Regions from separate parts of the Homo sapiens genome. Here region 2 is linked to region 1. Evidence: chromatin loops called from intact Hi-C (ENCODE). Cell type or tissue: endothelial cell of umbilical vein. All regions are shown on one strand. Links, peaks and the distances in the headings refer to the core of each region. The heading gives the core; the rest is flanking DNA.

Region 1 (6,036 bases), core at 2,699-5,198:
GGCTGCCTCCCTCACAGCCGCACTTTTCCCCCTCTCAAACATGCTCAGCATGCCTGCCACCTGCCTGTGGCATTTTCCTCCCCACCCTTCCCCTCAGAGATGGCTTTGATGATGACTGTACCCAGGTACCTTTTAACCACTTATATTTGCTGAAGCTGCAGGCCTTGGCCAGAACCCATAGACAAGACCACCCATGACCACCAAGTCAACTTAGACCTTGCTAGATCCATGAGATTAAACACATGCAACTGTACCAATGCAAGGCATTTTGCTGTCAGGGTAGCATTCTGTGGATATTGAGATAACTAAGTGCTCCAACTTCTGATTTCCATTTCACAGAATATCCGTCTTCAGGGTGAATGTTTAATCCAGGGTCAGCTGCTTCCTAGCATACTCTTAGCTCTTAGAATAGGAAAATGAAGGTTGAGTGCATACATGCCTCAGCAATGCTGAAATTGGAATGGATTGTAGAGGTGATTTAGGGAGCTTCCACGCCTCTGCTCTTGCCAAGTAGCCACATTATCAGATGCCACATCATAGAAGTGCTTCTCTGTGACACTACTCAGTTTCTCCAGTGGCGCAATCTGCCCCCTGTGTTTCTATACATCCTGAATACAAAGCAGGGCAGACCTGGTGAGTGAGGTGGTGCTGGGTCCCTTGTAACCCAAGGCAGACACACTCCTGCTCCTGTGTCTGTTGCCCAGAGAGGCACAATCCACCTGCCTTAGACAGGAACCCCCACTGACTGACTGACAGTCCTGAGGGTTTTCCACCACAGAATCACGCCCAAGAGGCATCGGCTGATGTATTTGCCACCCCCTTGTAGGAACTTCTTTGGTCGAGCCAACTTCTGTGTAAAAGCCCAGAACTGGTACTAAGGGCCAACCTTCACCTGTGTTATAGGCCATCCCCTTTATTGGACTTAGTCTGTAAATTAGATTGTTCCACTGGAGCAGGGAAGAGGGAAACATGTATTTTGCCCCATGATATAGCATGGACATGTAGTAACTTTTGTGATGCCATGAATTTGAACTATATTAGTATCTGTTTTTTGTTGTTGTTGTTTGTTGTTGTTGTTTTGTTTTGTAGACAGACAACCCCCTAAGCAAAGTCAAAACTCTGGAACACACAATATCCATTATCCAAAATCTTTTCTGTTTTAATGAGAGTTGGTTTGTTTTCAGTAGTTTTATGATAACTCCCATGTTAGGTTTTCTTGATTTGATTGCCTTGTGGTAGTAATTTGAGCAGGTGTCTTTACAGCCCTGTACCTCAAAGCACTCTCTACAGACCAGGAGCACCTGCATCAGCTGGGAACTTATTAGAAATTCAGACTCTCAGGCCATTTTCCAGACATGCCAAGTCAGAATCTGCATTTTAGCAAGATCCCAAGTGATTCATGTGGACTTTAAGATTTGAGACATTCTGCTCTTGCAGCCTTTCAGACAATAGCAACCTTATTGAATCATAAAATCCAGATCTTTGAGTAAATACAAGGCTTCCTAGGATATTAATCTATACCCATGTCAAGTGCTGGCCCTAGCAGCCAAGTTTCATGACTTTTTTTTAGATGTGAGCATCATTAGAGTCCATATGTGGTCATAAATCAAGCCTTGCATTTATAAATATTACTAAGTGGGAAAGTTTAGATAATGGACTTTCGGTCTTCCTTTCTTTCTTTCTTTTTTTTTTAATAGACTTTATTTTCTAGTGCAGTTTTAGGTCCACAGCGATATTGAGAAGAAGGCACAAAGATTTATCATATATTCCCTACCCCTACACATGCACAGCCTCCCCCATCATCAGCATCCTCCATCAGAGTGGTGCATTTGTTACAATTGAATCTCCGTTGACATCATTATCACTCAGAGTCCACTCTGATGATTTACATTAGAGCTCGCTCTTGGTGTTGTACATTCTATGGGTTTGGAAAAATTTATAATGACATGTATCCACCATTCCATAACTATTCATAGAATAATCTCATTGCCCTAAAAATTCTCTGTGCTTTGCCTGTGTATCCCCTAATCTCCCCTAACCCCTGGCAACCACTGATTTTTTACTGTCTCCAGAGTTTTGCCTTTTCCAGAATGTTATATGGTTGGAATCATACATTATGTCGCCTTTCCAGATTGGCTTCTGATTCGCTTAGTAATATACATTTAATTTTCTTTTTTCTTCTTTTTCTTTTTCCTTTTTTTTTCCTTTTTTTTTGTGTGTGTTTTTTTTTTGTTTGTTTTATTTTTTGTTTGTTTGTTTGTTTGTTTTGGACTTGGAGTTTTGCACTTGTTGCCCAGGCTGGAATGCAATGGCATGATCTTGGCTCGCTGCTACCTCCATCTCCCAGGCTCAAACGGTTCTCCTGCCCCAGCTTCCCAAGTAGCTGGGATTGCAGGTGCCCGCCACCATGCCCAGCTAACTTTGTATTTTTAGTAGAGACGGGGTTTCACCATGTTGGTCAGGCTGGTCTCAAACTCCTGACCTCAGGTGATCCGCCCGCCTTAGCTTCCCAAAGTGCTAGGATTACAGGTGTGAGCAACCGCACCTGGCCATATTTAATTTTCTTCCATGTCTTTTCATGGCTTGATAGCTCATTTCTTTTTAGTGCTAAGTAACATTCCATTGTCTGAATGTACCACAGTTTATTTGTTAATTCACCTATCGAAGGACATCTTGGTTGCTTCCAAATTCTGGCAATAAATAAAGCTGCTGTACACATCTATGTTGTCTTTTCAATAGAACAGATCAAAATAAAATATAAATTTGTTTTCATGTGAGAGGCTTTGTTGACTGGACACCAGATTCTGTTCTCCTTCAAATTCAGTTCTCTTCTGCTCGTAGATATTGACGAGTGTCAGAACGGCCCAGTGTGCCAGCGCAACGCCGAATGCATCAACACTGCAGGCAGCTACCGCTGTGACTGTAAGCCCGGCTACCGCTTCACCTCCACAGGACAGTGCAATGGTATGTAGTGCCCCACAGGCTGGACATGCCTACCCAAGAGTTTGTCTTCATGAAGCTTCAGATATCTGGATTTATTTTCAGATAGTTAAGCTGAAGAATATATGAGTTAAGATTTAGATTGATGAACTCTAATATTAAACTAAATTGGAAAAAGGGATATTGTCAAAATATCTAAACACTTAGCTTTTTAATCCTCTTTCTGGATGAGATATTTTCAAAACAAGAAGTAAATCATTCGCATACATAGATTTCGTATTTGCCTGTCTGCTGCCCTGCCTGCAAACACTCACCCCCACACATTACACACACACACAATTATGCATACACACATTCCCCTAAGCAACATTTAGGACCAAATGATTTTTTTCCTTCCACAGAATCCCTCTCAGAAAGGTGAGGTTTTCACCATCTTGGCTGCATACCCCAAATCTAGACAGTGAAGCTCTCCTGAGCTGGGTCAGATTAATCTGCAGAAACAGAACAAACAAAGCCATCGCTTTTCTTCCCAGTCATCTTACAGGGAAAGGGTCACTCACTGAAGGCAGCAAACATCAACAGCCTTTATTAGCTATTTATTCCCATGACCCCTAGAGATTAGATTTTTTTGGTGTTCACTTTTGTCAGGGATGTGATAGAAATAGGAAGCACGTTGGCATGTTATCAACTTCAGTGTACGGTGAAGTTATTCAGTATCTGATGGTATCTTGTAGCCAGTGGTGTGAAAATTTAAAAGACTGCTGTTTCAGCCCAGAAACAAAATAATATCTCAGAATGATTTTCTTGTAAGTTTTTAAGTAATTCTGAATCTGTATATTTAGCAAAAATCACTGTATATTTAGCAAAGCAAATCATTGTATATTAGTCAGGAAGAATGTGTTATTTTGCTCACGGTTCATTTCACGGGGGGTTTCCTGGATATTTTATGCATTTGTGAATGAAACAACACAGGGGAACGTGGTCAGATTTTCCTTGGATTTCCTTGCCTACCAGTGATTAAGTGGTAGGAAGTGCACTGTTCTCTTTAGGGTATTTTGCATTGTTTTATGAGACCTTGGTGGGAAGAGGGTGTAATTGCCAAACAAAAAAATCGCATTGAGAATCAAGACTTGTTTTGTTGAGTTTAAAGGAAAATGTGTAAGTATTTAGCATTTTGTCAACAGAGCTGTTGCTATCCATGTATTAAAAATACAGGACAGGAAAAGCAGGGACGTCTCTGATATGAACCACAATACCCTAGAGAAACTTGGCATTGATACCACTTCCCTGCATTTTGCTCATAATTTATATTTCTTTAGAACTGGATGAAATAATTCCAGTCAAAATAAAGAATTGCTGATAATATAGAATGAGTCATTTCACACCATTTCACACTCAGGTAAGAAGTGGGACAGAGCTATTTATAGATCAAGATAAGACATTCAGCCATAGCCTGCTGGAGCTTAAGTCATTTACTGTTTTCTTGTAGGAGACTATCATACATAAAATGCAGCCAGCCATAAGTGTTGTGAGTGAGCATCATTTGCAGCCAAAAGCTTGATTTCCTTTATTCATTGAAATCCTCAGAAGAAAGGGAATTAACTTGAGTTTTGCAACCATTCAGCCTGTTGGGTTGAAGACCTCATTCTAGAAATGTCTTTATTTATGTCTTACTTTTAAAATATCTTTAAATGCTATTCTATACTTGGCATTTTTTTTTTCAGGCATGCTGCAAAGTACTCCTTTGTGCATCTGTTTAAAATGAAAATAACTAAAACTTTCTCTCCATCATGAGATCCTTATTTGAATTCATAAGCACATTATTTCAAATCCCAAATCACACCTGGCCATAGCACCCACATTATTGCTGAGAGAGCTGAGAGAATAATTAGATATCTGAGCTCAGGATGCTAGTCTGACAGCAGAAGCTGGATAGTTAGAACAAATGCAACCCCCTTCTGAAATGTCTTGCCCCACAAAAGACAAGGAACAGTTTCTTCCCAGCTACTTCCTTGTGGTTTCCTCTCTTTCTCTGTTGACTATTTGGGTTTCTTTCCACAGTAGCCTGTTCAGACCTCCTATCCCAACCTCAAATATGATCATCTAAGAGTTCAAATTCTGGTGCTTGTGGAAACCTAGATTTCTGCTCTAGTTTTACCAGTAGAACTCCAAAGTACTCCCCATGTTTCATTTTTCATTTATTTAAACCATCATGAAATAGGGCAGTAGATGAAAGGAAATTCCTAATTGGGGATCCCTTTCTAATAAGATCCTTAAGGCTCTCCATTTCCTTGTGGAACTCAGATATGAGACAGACCTCGTCCCCTGCATACCTCCAGGTCCAGTCCTACCTGAAGGTGCCAAAGTTTTGGGCCAACTATGGTAGGACCTGAGACACCCTTCCTCAAGATCGGAAATCAGTCTCCTCTGCCTATACTGGGAAGCAGTTGGCTCACTTTAAATTCATTTTCTCAAAAGGGAATAATCATAATTTGTTAAATAGCATTTCTGCATAGGCTAGTAGTAGTTCCTAAGCTGCTCTATTTCAATTTCCCCTCATAATGATATACTCCACTTCACTTGGAACTTCTAAATGGTATGATGATTCATCTACTAAATAGGAGATAACCATAACAGTGGCATCCCGGACACATGAAATGGAGGAGATGTCCATGATTCTGGCACAGGGAGGGTTGCTGTGTGCAGCAAAAAGTGTCCATTCATGATTACTGTGTTCTGAGTAGACATTGCAGGCAAACGGCAAGTCTGGATTATTTAACTAAGAGCGAAATGCCATCTGCCCTACAGCATCTGCAGCAAAGATGACACTCCATTTGCTTTCTTCTGTGACAGTAGGAAAATCAGAATGGCACAGTGCTCTTCAAAGTACATTTACTCTAAACATAGAGCTTTAAAAAATTAGAGACGTAAGTTGGCATATAATTATGTCATATGTGAATTCATGCATTAAATTCTGCCCCTCAGATAATCAGATTTCAGGAAAGCAACAAAGATTCAGTTGATGATAAATATAATTTAGAACTTAAAGACTGGCAGAAGCAAGATGAGAGGGCTTCCTTTTGAATGGATGAGAGT
Region 2 (18,003 bases), core at 6,957-9,456, 59 kb after region 1:
TTCACGCCATTCTCCTGCCTCAGCCTCCTGAGTAGCTGGGACTACAGGTGCCCACCACCACGCCCGGCTAATTTTTTGTATTTTTTTAGTAGAGACGGGGTTTCACCATGTTAGCCAGGATGGTCTCGATCTTCTGACCTAGAGACCCGCCCGCCTTGGCCTCCCAAAGTGCTGGGATTACAAGCCTGAGCCACCTTAAAAAAAACTTTTTGAATGGTCCTTGAAGCAAAAACATTTTGCTTTCCCTTGGTTGGGCATTTATTCTCTATCTAGCATAATCAGAATACTTATTGGTGTTACTTTGCTTTTTTAGAGAGCTTTTGTCAGGGGATTAACATGCAAAGGGCATATCAAAATGAACAGGCGTAAAAGGAGCTTCAACTGCTTCTTCAATAGTGGAGGACAAGTCTGATTTGTTTTTAAAAGATAAACTAAACTGTGCTGGCTTAAGATGACCTCAGATAATCCATTATTCCTTCATTGCTCTTATTCTTCAAATATGTGTCCTCTTTTTAAAAACACATTGACATGATTACCAAAATCTCAACATACCAATCTGATGAGATGGTTGATCATCATCAATTTGATATTTTATACTGGGCAGGAATGCTTAATGATATCTTTCAACTCAGAGATTTCATCACACAGCTCGTGTCTACAGCTCGCTTGCAAAAATATAAAACAAGGTCCCTTCTAGCATGGTTTCCTCACCATCTATTTCCAAAGAATTCAATAATCTGCCCCCTCCCTTCCCTGTCTGGCTTCTACTCCTTTGTCACAAACCACAAAAGCACTTTTATCCAAATAAATACACCCATTTACTCACATACTGAGCAGCAAGTATACACAGAAATCCACTTTAGAAGACAGGATCAGTGGGAAGCCAAGGGAAGCACTGCCCCAGCGGGAGAGGGCTGTAAACTCCTCCCATTGCACAGGGGGATATTATAAGGAGGTAGCACAGCAAATTAGTTTTCCTTATATTTTAAGCCAATTTTTTTTGCTTCTTAGTAAATATTAACTGAGATCTTCCATTTGCTTTGCACTGTGCTAGGCTTTAGAAAGAATACAGGTTTACAACATTAAACCACTTATTTACAATTCAGCAGCAAGAGTACCACATATGAAGCCACTCACTATGTGGATGCACATACACCCTCACAAACACATAAAGATATACAAATTATTGGGTTTCTACAATGTTTCAAGTAGTTCAGAAATATCTTATTTACTCCTCACGACCATCCTGCAAGGTTGGGTATCACTGAGCTCTTCTTATTGAAGGAGAATATGAGGCTCAGGAAGGGTGAGTAATCTTCCCAACATGACAGGGCTGTCAAGTGGCAGAGATGGGACTCAATCCTAAACTTATCTAACTTTGTTTTGGTCAAGAAAACCTCCAGTGGCTTGACCTGATACAAGTGTATTTGTTGCCCAATATCCTCTGCAGGTGTTCCTGGCTGGCTGGGCTCTTCTGGGAGGTGATTCTCCAAGTGGTGACTCAGGAATCCAGTCCTTTCCATCTTGAAGCTCTGCTATTTCCAACAGGTGGCATTCAGGTCATCAAAGAAGAGGAAGACTGAATGATGATGGCACATTAGATACTGCAACAACTCTTACCCCAAAATGAGATAAATCACTTTTATTTCATGGTCCATAATTAGTTACATGGCCCCAATAAGATACAGAGGGGTTGAGAAATGAAGTGGCCAGATAGCTGTTTCCCAGAAACAACCTAACCTAATGGAAGGAGAGCAAATATCCTAGCTTTCTCTGCCACAGACTCCAAGGCCACCAAACCTCACTGCTTCTGAATCATGTAGGAGGAACAGCTAAACTGTATGGTGCCAAATTACAAGTCCGGAAAGAAGATCAAAGGATTCAGAGATCATAAGGTTGGAGCACAAAGAAGGAAACCCGATTAGGGTGCTGAAAAGTGGATATGAAGAAGACATTTCTGGCTGAGAAGAACCAGAGTAAACATGCAGAATTGGGAAGGTAAGGATGTCTCACAGTGGTGCTGTGAGATATATTATGAGACGTATCACATGCAATGATATATATCACCGGTTGAGCTCCTAGGGGAGGGCAGCACTCTAAAAAAAAAAAAAATGGAGCTTAGTAAATGCTTTTCAGCTGATGTAGACTGCAGCCTTTCCAGGGATTTCTCAAAATGTAAGATCACGGAGGCTGGGGACCCTGTTTTGTATGTTGTATTCTGTTATTCAATACCCAGAACTTGACAGTTGCTCAGAAAAGATGTGTTGTGAGTGGTCTATGGGTAAGAGTGGGCTTTAGAAAAATGTGCTGAGAGTGGCCAGGCGCAAGTGGCTCATGCCTGGAATCCTAGCACTTTGGGAGGCTGAGGCAGGAGGATCACTTGAAGCCAGGAGCTTGAGACCAGCCTGGGCGACATAGTGAGACCCCCCATCTCTACAAAAAAATTAAAAAATAGCTAAATGTTGTGGTGCAGGCCTGTAGTCCCACTTATTTGGATGGGTGAGGTAGGAGGATTGCTTGAGCCCATGAGTTTGAGCCTGCAGTGAACTATGATCACAGCACTACACTCCAGCCGGGGGGATGGAGGAAGACCCTGTCTCAAAAAAAAAAAAAAAAAAAGAAAAAATGTGCTGAGAGATGGCTAGTTCAAGGTCTTCCAGTTTCATTTTGTCTACTATTGGGCTTTTCATTACCTGAAGGGAGTTGTAAATTTCTTGAATCGCATTACATGTATTTTCCACAAAACGAATTCCTAAAATTTAGTATGGGGGGTATGTAATGGAGGTGCTGAAAGATCCTTGCCATCAGAGGTGTTGGGGAAAGCTTCTTGGAGATCAGACAGCCAGGCTGGGCTTTTTCAGAGAGAGGATATCCCGAGTAAGGGCAGTGCAGTGGGCCACAGGCCAGCTGGCAGGCACCGTGTGTAAAGGAAGTAGGTTAGGAGGTGTGGTCGTAGAGGGGCCAGAATGCCTGTCTAGAGTAATTTGGAATACAGCGGGCAGCTTTGGGAACATTCGGAGGAGTAATCCAGCAGGAGTGCACAGGATATGTCTGGGAAGCCCAGAGACTGGGGTGGTGGAACAATTCAGAAAGTCTCTGAACTCTCTTTTGCATTGCTCATTTACAGTCACTTGGCCAATGCCCACCTATCCCATTGCACATTCAGGCATGAGTGCAGGGGCTGTGTCTGTCTCAATCCTTTGTGGAAAGAATGAAATCCTGTGCGAGTCCACACAGGGCGGCATCTCACAATGTGGTGGCTCAGAAAGTGGAAGGAAGCAATGCATGAGTTAAGAGGGCCTGCCCCTGCTCTACTGCCCAGTGGCCTGGGGAAAGTCACTTCTCTCCTGGTCTTAGTTTTTCCACCTTTACCTAGTCCCCTAAAAATGAACACTGAGGAGATGGAGTTATAGTGATCAAGGAAAACTAAAAGTTAAAGAGCATGTTTAAAAACTTTGTTTTATTTTATTTTATTATACTTTAAGTTTTAGGGTACATGTGCACAATGTGCAGGTTAGTTACATATGTATACATGTGCCATGCTGGTGTGCTGCACCCATTAACTCATCATTTAGCATTAGGTATATCTCCTAAAGCTATCCCTCCCCCCTCCCCCCACCCCACAACAGTCCCCAGAGTGTGATGTTCCCCTTCCTGTGTCCATGTGTTCTCATTGTTCAATTCCCACCTATGAGTGAGAATATGCAGTGTTTGGTTTTTGTTCTTGCGATAGTTTACTGAGAATGATGATTTCCAATTTCATCCATGTCCCTACAAAGGACATGAACTCATCATTTTTTATGGCTGCATAGTATTCCATGGTGTATATGTGCCACATTTTCTTAATCCAGTCTATCATTGTTGGACATTTGGGTTGGTTCCAAGTCTTTGCTATTGTGAATAGTGCCGCAATAAACATACGTGTGCATGTGTCTTTATAGCAGCATGATTTATAGTCCTTTGGGTATATGCCCAGTAATGAGATGGCTGGGTCAAATGGTATTTCTAGTTCTAGATCCCTGAGGAATCGCCACACTGACTTCCACAATGGTTGAACTAGTTTACAGTCCCACCAACAGTTGTTTTTTTTTTAAATAAAAACAAACAAAAAAAGAAGGTGAAGGGAGTATGAGCTGGTGGTGCATAGGACAGGCTGAGGTGGAGAGCACATTAGCCTCTGCAGCTGGGGAACCTCGCTTGGTTTCCTTATTCTTGCCAGGAACCTTTCTGGACCCCCACAGAAATCACTCGCCCTGACCCACCATGGGCCCAACGCCTCTTCCTGCCACATTAGATTGTACCTCCCTTTATCCTTCTGGACTTGTACAAGTTGAAAAGGGTTTACTTCTTATATAGGTTCCTGATCTTTTCCAGCCACCAGGCAAAACCACATTCTACAATTGCTAAGTTCACAGGAACACCATGAACTCAGTTGCTTTCATGAAAAAAGGAGGATATCTGGCGCGGCAGCAGGAAGAGGCAGTGGGTCGTGGTGGGTCTGGGAAGCCAGTGAGTCTTTTTTTGCCTCAGTTGCCACATCTGTAAAAGGCAGATGATACTGCTCTGCCTGAAAGCTGTCCTGGGTGACCTCCCACATCTGCCTGCCCCCCATCTCCCTCCTCTGTTCCCACTCCCATACCCCCTGTGCTCCCAGCTCTCTGATTCTGTGAGACTCAATGCCTGGGACAGCCCATCACAAGTCACTCTCCATTCTTCTGGTTTCCATAGGGATACAGAGAGGTATCTGACAAGAATCTGGCACCCAAGCCTTGCAAACTGCAGTGACTAACGTGACAGCTCCACCTCCACTTGACTTAAGTGATGTGTGTCCCCGTTTGAGAGTCATGACACAGGACCGTGTGCTCTGAAGTTCTAGAAGTCCTAAACCCCAGGCCTAGGTTTTTGTATGTTTGGAAAAAAACTTACCGATTTGCAAAGCGCTGTCATGTGAGCCTGTTCTCCCCAAGACTGAGGATGATAAACAACCCCAGTGAGCCCATGACCTGGCTGCTGTGAGTTCCAAGGGAGGGGAGCCCTCCCTGACCATGTGAGGTGCCCCACACCCTCTCTCTTCCCTTACTCACAGCCTTCCACACCCCCACCAGGGAATGCTGGAGGAGAGGAGCTACTGCTCAAGTCTCCCAACTAGGGTGAGCTCTGGGCCACCCCCGCTGCCTCCCAGTCACAGGTGGCTAAGAGGAAGGGTGCTCCCAGCTCAGATTTGTGGCTGGAACAAGAGAGTCTCAGGAGAAAAGCTGAGCAAATTGGGTCAGACTTCTGAACAGGGATGGGAGATTCCTTGGAGTGACTGGGTATGTGTCAGCTGCTTAATGATTCCACTGTCTTCTCCCAACTTGTAAGGCACCGCCCTCCCCTTGGGGAGCTGCAGCTGCCAAGGAGCGCTGCTCAGTGCTCTGGCTGCTGTGACACGCGTGCTTAATAATAATGAGCATCATTTATGAAACCCTTAAAATATGCCAGGCAGCCTGCTAACCACTTCACAAATGTAGCTGCTTCATAAGCTTGGGATAAAAATGCAGTCACAATCTTTCAAATGTGTACACTAAATGCCTTGGCACCCCTGTTATGTCTATGTAAAAACCCCAAGACCCCAGGAAGGCTTCTTCAGTCTAAAAAGTCGGTCCAGATGAGTATTGCCCTAAGGCATTAAACCCGAAGCCTTCCTTAGTGTACCAAGGAGCCTCATTGTTTTTGGCTATAGTTGCCACTGCCTGGCGGTCACCATTAAGATTCTACAAAATCCCTGACTGTGGACTTCCTCCCAGCGAAACAGATGACAAAAACCCCTGCCCATTCCAGGAGCCAGATCCCTTCAGACAGGCACTTTCAGAATGGGAGCAAGGCCAAAAACACTGCACATGTAAGGATGGCATCTGCTCTTCTCCACTGTCCTTGGTGTGTGTGTTCTCAACTCAGGGACCCTTGGCTGGCAAACAACAAGTGCCAGGCACAGCTCTGGCACTTTATATGCAGTCCTCTGCATTCACACACACAGTTGTTTTCCAGACTCAGCTACCCACCATACTTCCTACTGTGCTATGGATCTCATCCCCTAAATGGCAAAGAAGGTCTACCTCTCCATACACAACACCAAGCCTATTTCCTGTCTCAGTAGGCCTGGTGTGCTTTTCAGGGAATTGTCCCACCTTATTATTCGTGGGTGATCTTTTTGAATTCTCACACCTCTTTGCATAATTAGCTCCATCTCACAAAAGAGGAAACAGGTAGAATGATGTGAAGGGACTTGCTCAAGGTCACACAGCTAAGACCTGGTTGAAGTGAGACTTAAACCCACACCCTGAACACGCTCTTCACAGCACGGTTTCATCCTGCCAAAGCATTCTTGGCTGGGACATCCACCTGAGTTGAAGTCAAGGGAAGAGGTTCTTGAGGCAGGTTAAGGTGTTTCTCTGTGGAGCCACTGGACCTGGGCTCAATGGGAAGAACCAGATGGAGACAGCCAAGCTGAAAGGCCTTATCTGAACTCCACTAGAGGAGATGAACATCGAGTCGTTTGTGAGTAGCCAGAACAAGTCATGCCACATGCGGGGTGTGGTAGTTTCGTACACATGTTGGCCTTGGACTGTGGCCTGGCCTGGCACTCTTACTAGGCCAAGGGCCTGGGTTAAGGAGACCCAGGAGGGTAAATGTGAGAGAATCTACAGGCACGTGTGCCAGTTTTGTGCCTCCCTCCACTCCTAGGCTGTTTTTTTTGGCCTCAAACTCAGCGCTCGCCTTTTTGGCCATAATCGCCTCTATACTAGGTCTGATGCTTTTTGGACAAAAACTCATGGGAAGAAGGGCTTTTTCTGGTCTCACTTGACAGTCATTTGGATACATGAACTTGCCTTTTCCGGTACCACCCCGATCACCCCTTTGTCTCCTAATAAAGGCCCATCATGGTGAAACACTATCTGGTCCAAACAAGAAGCTGGCATGGAAAATACTTAAACAGAAGTGAGATTTGAGTCCCAGTTAAGAGCCAAGCAATGAATGGAGAAATCAGAGAGCTGAGGTTATGGGCACAGAGAACAGAAAGAGCAGGTGGCTCTGAGAGAGAGACCCATAATGTGGGGTGAGAGGTGGAGGAATGTTAACAGGAAGTAAGCTGCGAACCACCAAGCCAAAGCAAACACAGGCTCCAAAACGGCCCATATGGCCTATCCATAAGGAAGGCGGCCAAGACAGAGCACAGCAGGAGGAGGGGAGGGGAGAACGCCCGGCTCCTTGCTCAACTGTCAACAACTGGGGGAGATGGTGCCAGTGATCCATTCTGGGCTCTACTTGAATAACTCAGATGGGGTGTCTTTGCCCCTTAGATCAGAGTAAGATGGGCTTGAATTCTATCATCACCCCCTACCCCAACCCCACCAGCCTGTGGAAATGTAAAACTCTCCCCCTGGTTTCTATGAATTCCTGAGGGCGTTTGTAATTGCCATCTCCTCTGGTAAGCTTCTACTTTCCAGTGTGTGGTGTCTGTCGTGCACCATAACCTAGGCATGAAACACAGCACCCCACCAGCGCCGCTTCTGTTTCCATGCACCTCTGCCCTCTCCACTTCCAAATTAGACCCTAAAGGATTTGGGTTTGAGAAGTGTTGGAAGAGAGGATTGGTCATCATGATATAAAGCAGTTTATATGACAATGCTTTTTCTCATATATCTGCTTGCCTTTGGGCTTTTTCGAGGAGTAAACACTTTACTACTACATGAACCTAAATATATATATATATATATATATATCTTTTTCATGACAGAAGGCTTTTATGACATGATGGGTTTTTATATAAGTATCAGATAATAACCACAATTATAGCTAACATTTATTAAGAATGTACCAGGTACCAGACACAATTAAGAAGTTTATATGAGTAATTCATTTTATTCTTACATTATCACCATTTTACAGACTAGAAAGAAGCCCTACTAGAAATTGAGTGGTACCCTCTTCAAGGGTTCACAGCTAATAAATAGCAGGACAGGGATTTGAGCCCAGGCACTCTGACGCCAAACCTGCATTCACCACTAATGCCTGTCTAGATCCACAGGAGACCCGAACATCCCCGGAGAGGGCGAAGAGCAGCTACAGGAGTACCAGGACCGTTTGTGTGGGAAGCAGAAGTTGACGGAAGAGAGAAAGGAGATGAGAAGGCCTGATTGATTATTAGGTCAACAGAATCTGGGCACTGAGAGGGAATGATCTATTTCGTGAACAGACTGCTTTGCTCTTGGAGTCATAGTCTCTGGAAGTGGATCAGAGAAAAACCCAGAAAATAAATGCAGCTTTAGTGAACAGAGAAGTAACCTTAGCCTGAACCCAGAGAAACAGGGTATGGGAATTAAGATGAGAACTCGGGCTTCCTGGAAGGCTGGGCAGGAGGCTCTGTCTCTGTTCTATGCTGCAGAGACAAGAAGGTTCTTGGCTCCTTGCCACTGGCAATGAGAATAATGGGACAGAAAGTGGGGAAAGCCTGTTAAGCCTGAAACAACAAGAGGAGGAAAGAATGTTACCAGAGTCTTGTAAGAGCTAGAACCTAAGAGAAAACGCGGTGCGGCCACTGCCAGAACTGTGGGAAGGCCAAGAGGAAATCAGAGAATGCTCCAAACTCTTTTTCCCACCCCCTAAACTCACACTGTTACCTCCCATTGCCCAAACCTAACTAAAAGCTGAAGGCAAGGTACTCTAGTAATATGGTACATAAAGAAACACAGAGCAAGGCACAGAAAGGCAAAGAATGGATTAGGGCGGAAGGGTAGAAACCGAAAATAACCAGCACCTCCTATGACCCAGCAAGTCCACTTGAGCTTTGTACAGTAAAGAGGCTCAATGCACTGTGTACAATGTGCATGGACAAGAAGGTTGGCAGCAATACTATCTGTAAAAGGCCCAAGCTGGAGACTACTCAAATATCCACTCATAGTAGAATGGATAAATAAACTGTGTTACATTCATTCATACCTAGGGACACCAAAGCAATGAAATTAATTAACCACAGCTATACACAATGGCAAGGATGAATTCCACAAACAAGGTTGAGTTAAAACACAAGGAAAGTATAATTCTATATATATTAAGTTTGAAATTGAGCTAAACTAACTTACATTACTTATGAATACATATAGGTGATAAAACTGTATATATATATACATAATATATGTATATTAAAATGTTATGTGTGTGTGTGTGTGTATGTGTATGTGTATATATATATATATATATATATATATATATATATATATATATATATATATATAAAATGATTATCACAAAAATCAGGATAGTGTTTACCTTTAGGTGAGAAGACAGAATTATGATACAAGCTGTTCAAGGGGAAAGGGAGGAAAGGGCGGCCTGTGGATGGTGGCAGTGTTCTATGTCTTGATCTAGCTGTGGTTACACAGATGTTTGCTTTACATGTATTCATGAAAAATATGTTTTAGCTACATACTTGTAACATCCTTAATAATACAAATAAAAATGGAAAACATGTTGATATGGTTTTCAGATATTTGCTAGACATATGTATATATATAGTATATTTGAGATAATCGCTGCATTTGCAATTTTTCTCAATGCTAGAGCATAAGAATTTTCTGAAACCCATAACAACTCCTTTCTAAGTTAGTTTTAAGGCTAAATAATATTGCTGAATAATGTATATTATAAAGTAGTTAACTATTCCCTTATCAATGACTTCTAGGTTGTATCAATACTGTTTCATTTATGATACTTCTTGCCCTTTCTAATAAGTAGTTATTTTAAGGAATTCTAACCCATACTTTCATACTCCCGGCTTTCTTTGGGTGATAAGAGAAAAATGAAAAGAGTGTTAGTTAATAGTTCCAACTGACCCCCTAGTCTAAGCTATCTCTCCCTATGATTAGCCCTATCATCCTTTCTACTTGTCCTTCATGCCACTTATCATAATTGCAAAATGTGCAATTAGTTGGCAATTAGTTGTCCCTGCACTTACTTGGTCAATGTCTATCACCCCTATTGGGACCTCCAGGAAGGCAGAGAACACGTCTGCTTTGTTGATCTCTGTCCTCAGTGCCAACACAAAGCCTGCCTAGCACAAGGGTGCTCATTAAATATTTGTCAAAGGAATAAATTAATGCATGAATTAACAAATGAATTTGAATGTATCCAGTCTTTCTGCCCTGCCCAACTTTGAAAATGAGTTTATCTCCTCCAGGAAAAAGCCTCACAAAATAGAGACACCCCTGAATGTACAAGCAGAGGCCTAATTGAGAGGGACGAGGGTGTGGATGGAACCCCTTACTAGTTGTGATACAAAATAGAGGGTCTCCAAAATTCTTTCCATTCCCCAAATCTCAGGATGCAGTCACCTAGCCAGGGCCAGGACTCAAGACAGGAAGAGTAGGACCCTGTACCAGAACGGAGAGATAGTATTTGTTTAAAAGTAACTGAAGAGTTACTGGAAGCCATGTTCTTTCCTACTGAAACAAACAAACAAACAAAGGTTTGTTTGTTTTTTTAAGCTAGTTTATTTGGCCATATATGTAAATAAGCGTCAAAGGAGTGACCAAAAGAAAAAAAAAAAAAAAAAAAAACTTCTTAAGTGCAATAATTTTTTAAAGTCTTACTAAAATGTGGAAAGACTTAAATAAAAGACACATTTTTCAATAGTTTGTCTCAAAATATGAGGCCACTAATTTTCCATGTCTTATGCTTTTTTACACACTAAATTGAGAAGTCCTGAAAAAACCGTGTTTCTCCCATCTTTATCGGAATCAAGAACAAGTAACATTTCTTGTTAGGATATAAAACAGGGAAACATAGTTCACATATATTGCACAAAATTATTTAAAAAGAAAACTCTGGAAAGAGACAGAACTATGCACAATGGAAAATTGAAAATTCTCCAATTTCAAGATGAGTCAGCAAATAACTTTTATATGACAGCGACCTGGGAACCCTGCTGAACAGAAAAACCTACTTTAATGGGAAATCAGACCTATTTCCTGACTTTTAGGAACCATAATCATTTGAAGACCTCTTTTAGGTGATGTGTCCATGTCTTTGCCTGTTGAAATTTATTAGGAACAGAATATGATATTCCCAGGACAATACTGACCCACAGGAAAGGATCCTCACTCAGTGGAATGTAATTACATCAGGCCTCCTTGTCCCAACCTTTCAGGCTTTTCTTTCCCACATGGTGCAAGCTGTTCGGTGGGGCTGCCAGGTTTTAATTAGAAAGTCTTAGGTTTCCAGGGAAATCATCGGCACCTGGCTTCTTGCTTACACCTCTCCCAATCCTTCTCTCTTTCACCCCCAAATATTAATTTCCCCTTGCCTCAAAAGGGACATGCTTTTGCCAAGGATTCTTAATCCGTAGCAAGTTGCTCACTCAAAGAAAGGAGGTGGAGAAGGCAGGGGAGAGGAGAGGAGAGAAGAAATGGTGAGTTCTTTCCTTTCAACATTGATCATCCAAATAGTTTTGGTATTTCCTGGTGCTTTGCTCGGTGCCTTCTTATTTTTGAGATGAAACTGCCCACTATGTAATTACCTGTGTATTTTTAACTGATAAAATTGCTACCCTCTTATTCCCAATGGAATTGGGGCATAGAAAATGAATAGAGTGTCAAGATCCTGAGGCAATAACAACAATCTACTTAGTAACTACTCCCCATCTCCCTGTTACCTCTGAATTCATATACTTGTCTCAAATTTTCATTAGCTCAAAATTAATTTTTCTACTAAAATGTCATAAGTGGTGAACAATACCTAGTTTATTGCAGTAAGAATAGGACCAGCTAGAATCAAAAAGTTTGTGTCTTCCCCTTTCTCAAGCACAAAGCTAGCCAGACACAGACACATTGTTCAATGTATTTGTCACCTTTGGTCTGTCTGCCCAACAGCCCTCTCTTTTTCTGGGAATGGTAGTGCCCTCTCTTTAGGGAATTGTCTCTTCTCTAATCAAGTAGATTTATTAAAGACATGGGGCTAGAAAGGCCGGCTCCATCTGAGAGTATGCCCAAGATTCTAATACACTGGGAAGTTGTTAAATTTCTCTAGCAGGATGTCCAGCCAAGTATAACTTCAATACATTTTTAGAAAGAAAATTTGCCAAGAGCTTTTGTGTTTAGGAAGATGCAGAAAGTCATCCTGGGAAAGATGATACTCGATGTTTCCCTACAACACTTGGATGGTCTAGGTTATGCAGACTTGGCCACTCTCCAGGAAGAAGGGTGTGTTACACACTCCAGGTTCAGAACTGCTGGGGTGTTTGTGCAGTTCTACAGAATGAAAGCCTCTCTGATGGATCGAGACAGTCCTAACAGAAGTTCCCCGGGACATCAAGGGGCCCAGAGAAGAACTTCACAGGCAGGAAGCAGGAGTCTGGATCAATGAACAAGGCCACGGGTTTATAGGAAGAGCTGGTTCCAGGAGTGTAGCCTGGGCTGGACTCCTGCATGCTCAGCCAAGACCAGCCACCCTGCTGTGGTATTTATGTTTGGGAGGCTATAAATAACCTTCTGCATATAACTGAAGAGAGCCTACATCTTGAAGCCTGAAGGTGAGGTTAATTCAGAGCCAGTGCAGGACTCATGAGGGCCCATTGCCACAGCAGACAACATGCAGGGCACCCTGCAAACCACACTAGGGCATTAACTGCCCAAACAGCCTAAAGCTTGGGAGCCAAACTAACCCATCTGCACTGAACAAGTCACCAGGTTTCTGTACAATTTAAGTTGGGAGCCAAGGCTTCAGAAGAAAACAATAAATTTCCTACTAATATGGCCAGATGAGGAAGGTTGTTGTGCAATTGATTGGAACAAATATAAACATAGGAATGTAAATGGGTTATAGCCAATATTAAATGGCTTATATTAAAGGTACCTCTCTACATGAATATTCACTCAGAAGATCCATGACTTTTTAAATGTCCACTTGTCCATCACTGGTGTTTAGTGTTGGAAGAGAGGGTGCCTTTGTGTGAATGGTCTGTCAGTCAGGAGGTGCTTACAGTAGAACTCTGGATGCACATCACTAGAAAGTGTTTATACATTCCCCCCACACTGGTATTTAACTGCATCTGTCCAGTACTTCAGAGTTAAGGCCAAGCCATCTCCATTTCTAATTCAGTAGAGACACATACTCCATAAATGAAAAATTGATGTCTGTAATCCCGACATTTTGGGAGACCGAGGTGGGCGGATCACTTGAGGTCAGGAGTTCAAGACCAGCCTGGCCAACATAGTGAAACCCTGTCTCTACTAACAATACAAAAATTAGCCGGGCATGGTGTCAGGTGCCTGTAATCCCAGCTACTCAGGAGGCTGAGGTAGGAGAATCACTTGAACCCAGGAGGTGGAGGTTGCAATGAACCAGTATTGCACCACTGCACTCCAGCCTGGGCTACAGAGTGAGACTCCTTTTCAAAAAACAAAAAAGAAAGAAAGTAAAACTGAGACATAAGAGGACAAAATACCTGAAATCAAAACTCAACAGGTTGTGATACTTCATAGTATTGGTGTTTTAGCAGTGTGGTTGTGACCATGGACCTTAGAACTAAAGTGTCTTGGTTCAAATTCTAGCTTGATCACTTACTAGCTGTGTGACTTTGGGAAAGTTACTTAAATTTTCTGATCCTCTACTCCTCATAGAATAGAGATAGAAATGGTACCCATTTCACACTTGCTCAGAGCACTTACATTAGCCTACAGTTGGGCAAAATCATCTAACACAAAGACTATTTTATAACAAATTGTTGAATATCTCATGTAATTTGTTGAATACTGTACTGAAGGTGAAAAATTGGATGGTTGTATAGGTACTTGATGTATGGTTATACCGAATGCATATTGCTTTCACACCATTATAAGGCTGAAAAAATCATTTAAATAGAACCATAGTCAATTAAGGCTATCTGTATTATCTCACACAACTTCTGAGGGTCAAGTGTGACTTAGCTGGATAGCACCCAGGAGTGGCTTAGCTGGATAGTTTTCACTGAGGGTCTCTCATGAGGTTACAGTCAAGTTGTCAGCAGGGACTTCAGTCATTTGAAGTCTTGACTAGGGCTGGAGGACCCACTTCCAAAATGGCCTCATGTGGCTATTGGCAGGAGACTTCAGCTCATTACCATATGGGCCTCTCTGTAGTGCTGAGTACAACATAGCACCTGGCTTCCCCAGCGTGAATAATGGGAGGGAGACAGAGACAGAGATAGAGGCCAAATGGAAGCCATGGTGTCTTTTATAACTTAAACATGGAAGCAACATACTATTTTTTCTTTCATACTATATTGGTCACATAGACCCACCCTGGTGCACTGCCGGAGGGAACTTCACAAGGGTGACATTGTCAGAAGGTAGGGATCATTGGCAGTCACCTGGTAGGCTGGCTACCACACCAGCAGAACCAAGGGGAGCAGAGACTGAGTCTTATTGACACTTCTTGACTCCCTGGACCATCCATATCTCATATGAATCAATCACTGCCTTTCTGTGCTTAAGCTGTTGTGAGAAGTGTTTGGTCCATTGCTACGAAAAAGTTCTTGACTGGGATAATTGTTAGCTCTTATTGAGCATTTAATCAATGCCATGCAGTGTGCTTGAACCTTCATGACAACTCCATGAGTTAGGGATTATCATTCTTAATTTCCTTTTCCCAGATGAAAAAAACTGTGGCTGAGAAATTATGTGGCTTGGCGAAAAGTCATGCAACTGGCAAGTGGTAGATCCAAGTTTCAAACCCAGGCAGTTTTATCTAGAGCCTTGTCTCTTCCTATTATGAAAGGTCACTTTTTTTTTTTTTTTTTTTGAGGTGGAGTCTCGCTCTGTCACCCAGGCTGGAGTGCAGTGCCCAATCTCGGCTCACTGCAACCTCCGCCTCCCGGGTTCAAGCGATTCTCCTGCCTCAGCCTCACGAGTAGCTGGGACTACAGGCACGTGCCGCCATGCCCAGCTAATTTTTTGTATTTTTAGTAGAGATGGGGTTTCACCATGTTAGCCAGGCTGGTCTCCGTCTCCTGAACTTGTGATCTGCCTGCCTCGGCCTCCCAAACTGCTGAGATTACAGGCGTGAGCCACTGCACCTGGCTGAAAGGTAACTCTTAAGCATTTCCCCCTCTTGATTCAGTTTGAGATCTTTCTCCCCTAAGATGGGCTCTCAGCTTGCATTCTCTCATAGAGTGGTTCACATATAAGCTGAAACTGGGCCCATATCCAATGAGTACTGGGTGGATGGCCCAGGCTAAAAGCTGAAGTGAATCATAGGAGAGAAAACTGTTGCCCTGCTAAGCCATTCCTATTGTGGCATCCATGACGCATATCCAGCAGAGGCCAACCAGTCATCTATCACCAACCCAAGGTGCCTTCAGTTTCTGATCCCAGTAATTGAGGACATGTGTTACTCTGCAAACAGTCCTGATGGGAAATGGGTGGTGGTTCTTCCCCTCTGATGCTTGGGAAATGAGAGGGCAAAGGAGGGGAGTAGAGAGGAGGCTGAACACTTTTATTTTTTTTTATGTTAACAGCTCTAAATGATTAAGGGTAGGAAGGGAATGGCAATAGAACATAAAAATGCTTTGTGTAGAGTTCACATTTACTCGCACTTTTAACTCCACTGTGGCTTATTAGTTCACGGGAAAAATTACAAAAGGAAATAAAAACCTGACTATGAATCCAGTATAAACAATTTGCAGCCATAGTAACCAAGAAAGTGCAACTCCTAGATTAAAAAAAAAAAAATGTCTGTGCAAGAGTGTCCATGCAGAGGATGTCAGGAAATGGTTACAGAGTGAAGAACTCAGTCAACCCCTGGTCAGTGAAGCAGAGCAGCTCTGAAGAGGCTGCGTGCATACCCTGCATACCCTGGCTAAGATGTACATCAGGAGTTGGCAAAGTTCTAATTCCTATTTGATAGAGTTTCCAACTCAGCTGTAAATATTCACTCAAGAATAAAACAACGTCAAAAGACTTTGCCTGACAAGAATTTGATTTTTGTTGTTGTTGTTTAAATCAACTTTGGTTTGCATGAGTTCAACCCAACTTCACTGCAGGAAGACAATAGGGTGTGCGGCTTCTTGTGTGTTTCCACATTAGCTTTGGAATGACTCGAAGCCGCCTTGTGAATTCAATTCTGGATAAAATACAGCAACTCAGGACTCAGAACCACACCCTATCTTTTCACCTTTGGGATATGAGTCATCAGCTTCTAATTTGTGTAGCCAGATCCTAGCAATGTATGGCCCCAGGATCTGAGAGGAAGTCCAAGCAAGTGCCAGTAGTTTTGGAGGTCCTGGGGCAATCACCCAAATGGGAATTGTGGGCACCTATCCCACCAAGCTATCAAATTTGAGAGTAAAAGCATCTTTAAGGATCATCTAATCCAATGAGCCATATGATGCCTGAATTCCCTCTTTTCCTCTTTGTGCCAGAGGACGTTCATCCCATGCTTGGAGCCCCACCCTTTGAGAAGGAGAGCTCCCCAAGGCAACTAATGCAGTGTGACTGCAAAATACTCTTTCTTAAAGAGTCTGTCTCTTTGTAAATTACAACACACAGTTCCTTAAAGCAAGTCAAATATTCATATATTCGAGAATGAATGGCTATTTTGTCCTCAGATTTCTCTAGTCTAAACCATAAGAATTCTTAACTATTCTGCATCTAGTTACTTCCCTCTGAACACCTCCGGAGGACCTCTTGAAGTTCAGTCCCTCATATGAACACAGCACTCAATGTATATTCTGTTCAGGGAGAGGAACCAACACCATTATCAGTTTCTTCATTCTGAGATTTTACTTCTATTGACTTTGTTTCCTATTTATCTGTTTCTTAAAGCCTGTGGTATTTTGAACTCATAATTAATTTACTTCCCACTAGAATTTTTGACTAGGCCACGCCCTTGGTCACCAATCACCAGTTCTGCTCTACTCTCTGAGCACATGGAAGTAGTACACTCCCCTGCCTCTTGAAGATAGCTATGGTCATTGTGACAGAATGCAAAATATATATTTTGTCTCTGCCCTTCTTTCCTGGAATACAGTTCCTAAAATCCTTAGAATCTCCCAAATGATAAGTGTATTTTGTATGCTAATGAGATGACTGGTGGCTGGGGTTCCTGGATGGCTTCAGGATAGGAACTGGTTGCTAAAAGAACCAACCATGTGATTAGAGGATTGGAACTTGGTTTCACACCCTCTGCCTTTCTGGGAGGGGCGAGGGGCTAGAGGTTGAGTTGATCATCAATGGCCAGTGATTTAATCAATCATGCCTATATCATGAAGCCTTCCTAAAAAAATTAAGCAAAGGGGTTTGAAGAGCTTCCAGGTTGGTGAACAAGAATGCATCCACATGCTGGGAAGATGGAGCACCCCAAATTCCATGGAGACAGAAACTTCTGTGCTCGGGATCCTTTAGTGGTGCATTCTTGTAGGACTGAGGCCTCAACCTGTGGGGTCGGCACCAACTCTGGGCAGATAGTGTCAGAAATGAGTTAAATTGTAGGACACCTAGTTGAAAATTGGAAAAATTGGTTGGTGTGAGAAAAATCCCCACAAATTTAGTGTTAGAAGTGTTGTGAGAATAGAGAAAAACAGTTTTTTAAATAGTCATGTTACCAGCTGTGGCCAATAGGAAATGAGTAGAGTATCACATGTCAGTTCCAGGTTCAGGCACTTAAGTGCTTATTCTCATCTTTCCAGGCATCTCTTTGCCCATCCTGACTATTGTCAACCCATGTGTTGATACAGAGTTGTCATAGATTGAATCAAGCTGGAATGCTGAGCCAACACATGGAGGACAGCAGCCCTAGCACGCTGCCCAGACATGCAGCACAATTTGCTTGAGTGAAAAATAAACTGTTATTGCATTGTGCACAAGATTTTGGGATTGCTTTTGCAGTATAACGCTTTTCCAAATCAATGTCTAAGTGTTTTTTCATGCAGGGTCAGATTTACCACTCACACATTCTCCCATACCTCCTTTTTGCACTTTAGTAATTGGTTTT

What was found. A loop is a pair of places that touch in the nucleus more often than their neighbours do. Peaks named below come from ENCODE experiments on the same cell type or tissue, not always from the same donor. Only the 100,000 strongest peaks of a DNase experiment are listed, where the experiment ranks them.
Region 2: it touches region 1 in a loop (5-fold over the local background); 3 of 110 quality-filtered maps call a loop at or near these places.

The regions. Positions count from the first base shown.
Region 1 is chr15:48,449,490-48,455,525 of GRCh38, reverse strand. FBN1 (fibrillin 1) reads left to right here. Exons shown (of 66, transcript NM_000138.5): 45 at 2,842-2,964. Among named protein-coding and RNA genes, the nearest start is that of DUT-AS1, 120 kb to the right of the region's middle. In endothelial cell of umbilical vein, for the core only: no CTCF peak of the experiment used is centred there; DNase peaks (open chromatin) are centred at 3,595 and 4,065; H3K27ac peaks cover 2,175 bases.
Region 2 is chr15:48,382,987-48,400,989 of GRCh38, reverse strand. No RefSeq gene overlaps it. Among named protein-coding and RNA genes, the nearest start is that of DUT-AS1, 60 kb to the right of the region's middle. In endothelial cell of umbilical vein, for the core only: no CTCF peak of the experiment used is centred there; DNase peaks (open chromatin) are centred at 7,129 and 8,459; H3K27ac peaks cover 1,587 bases.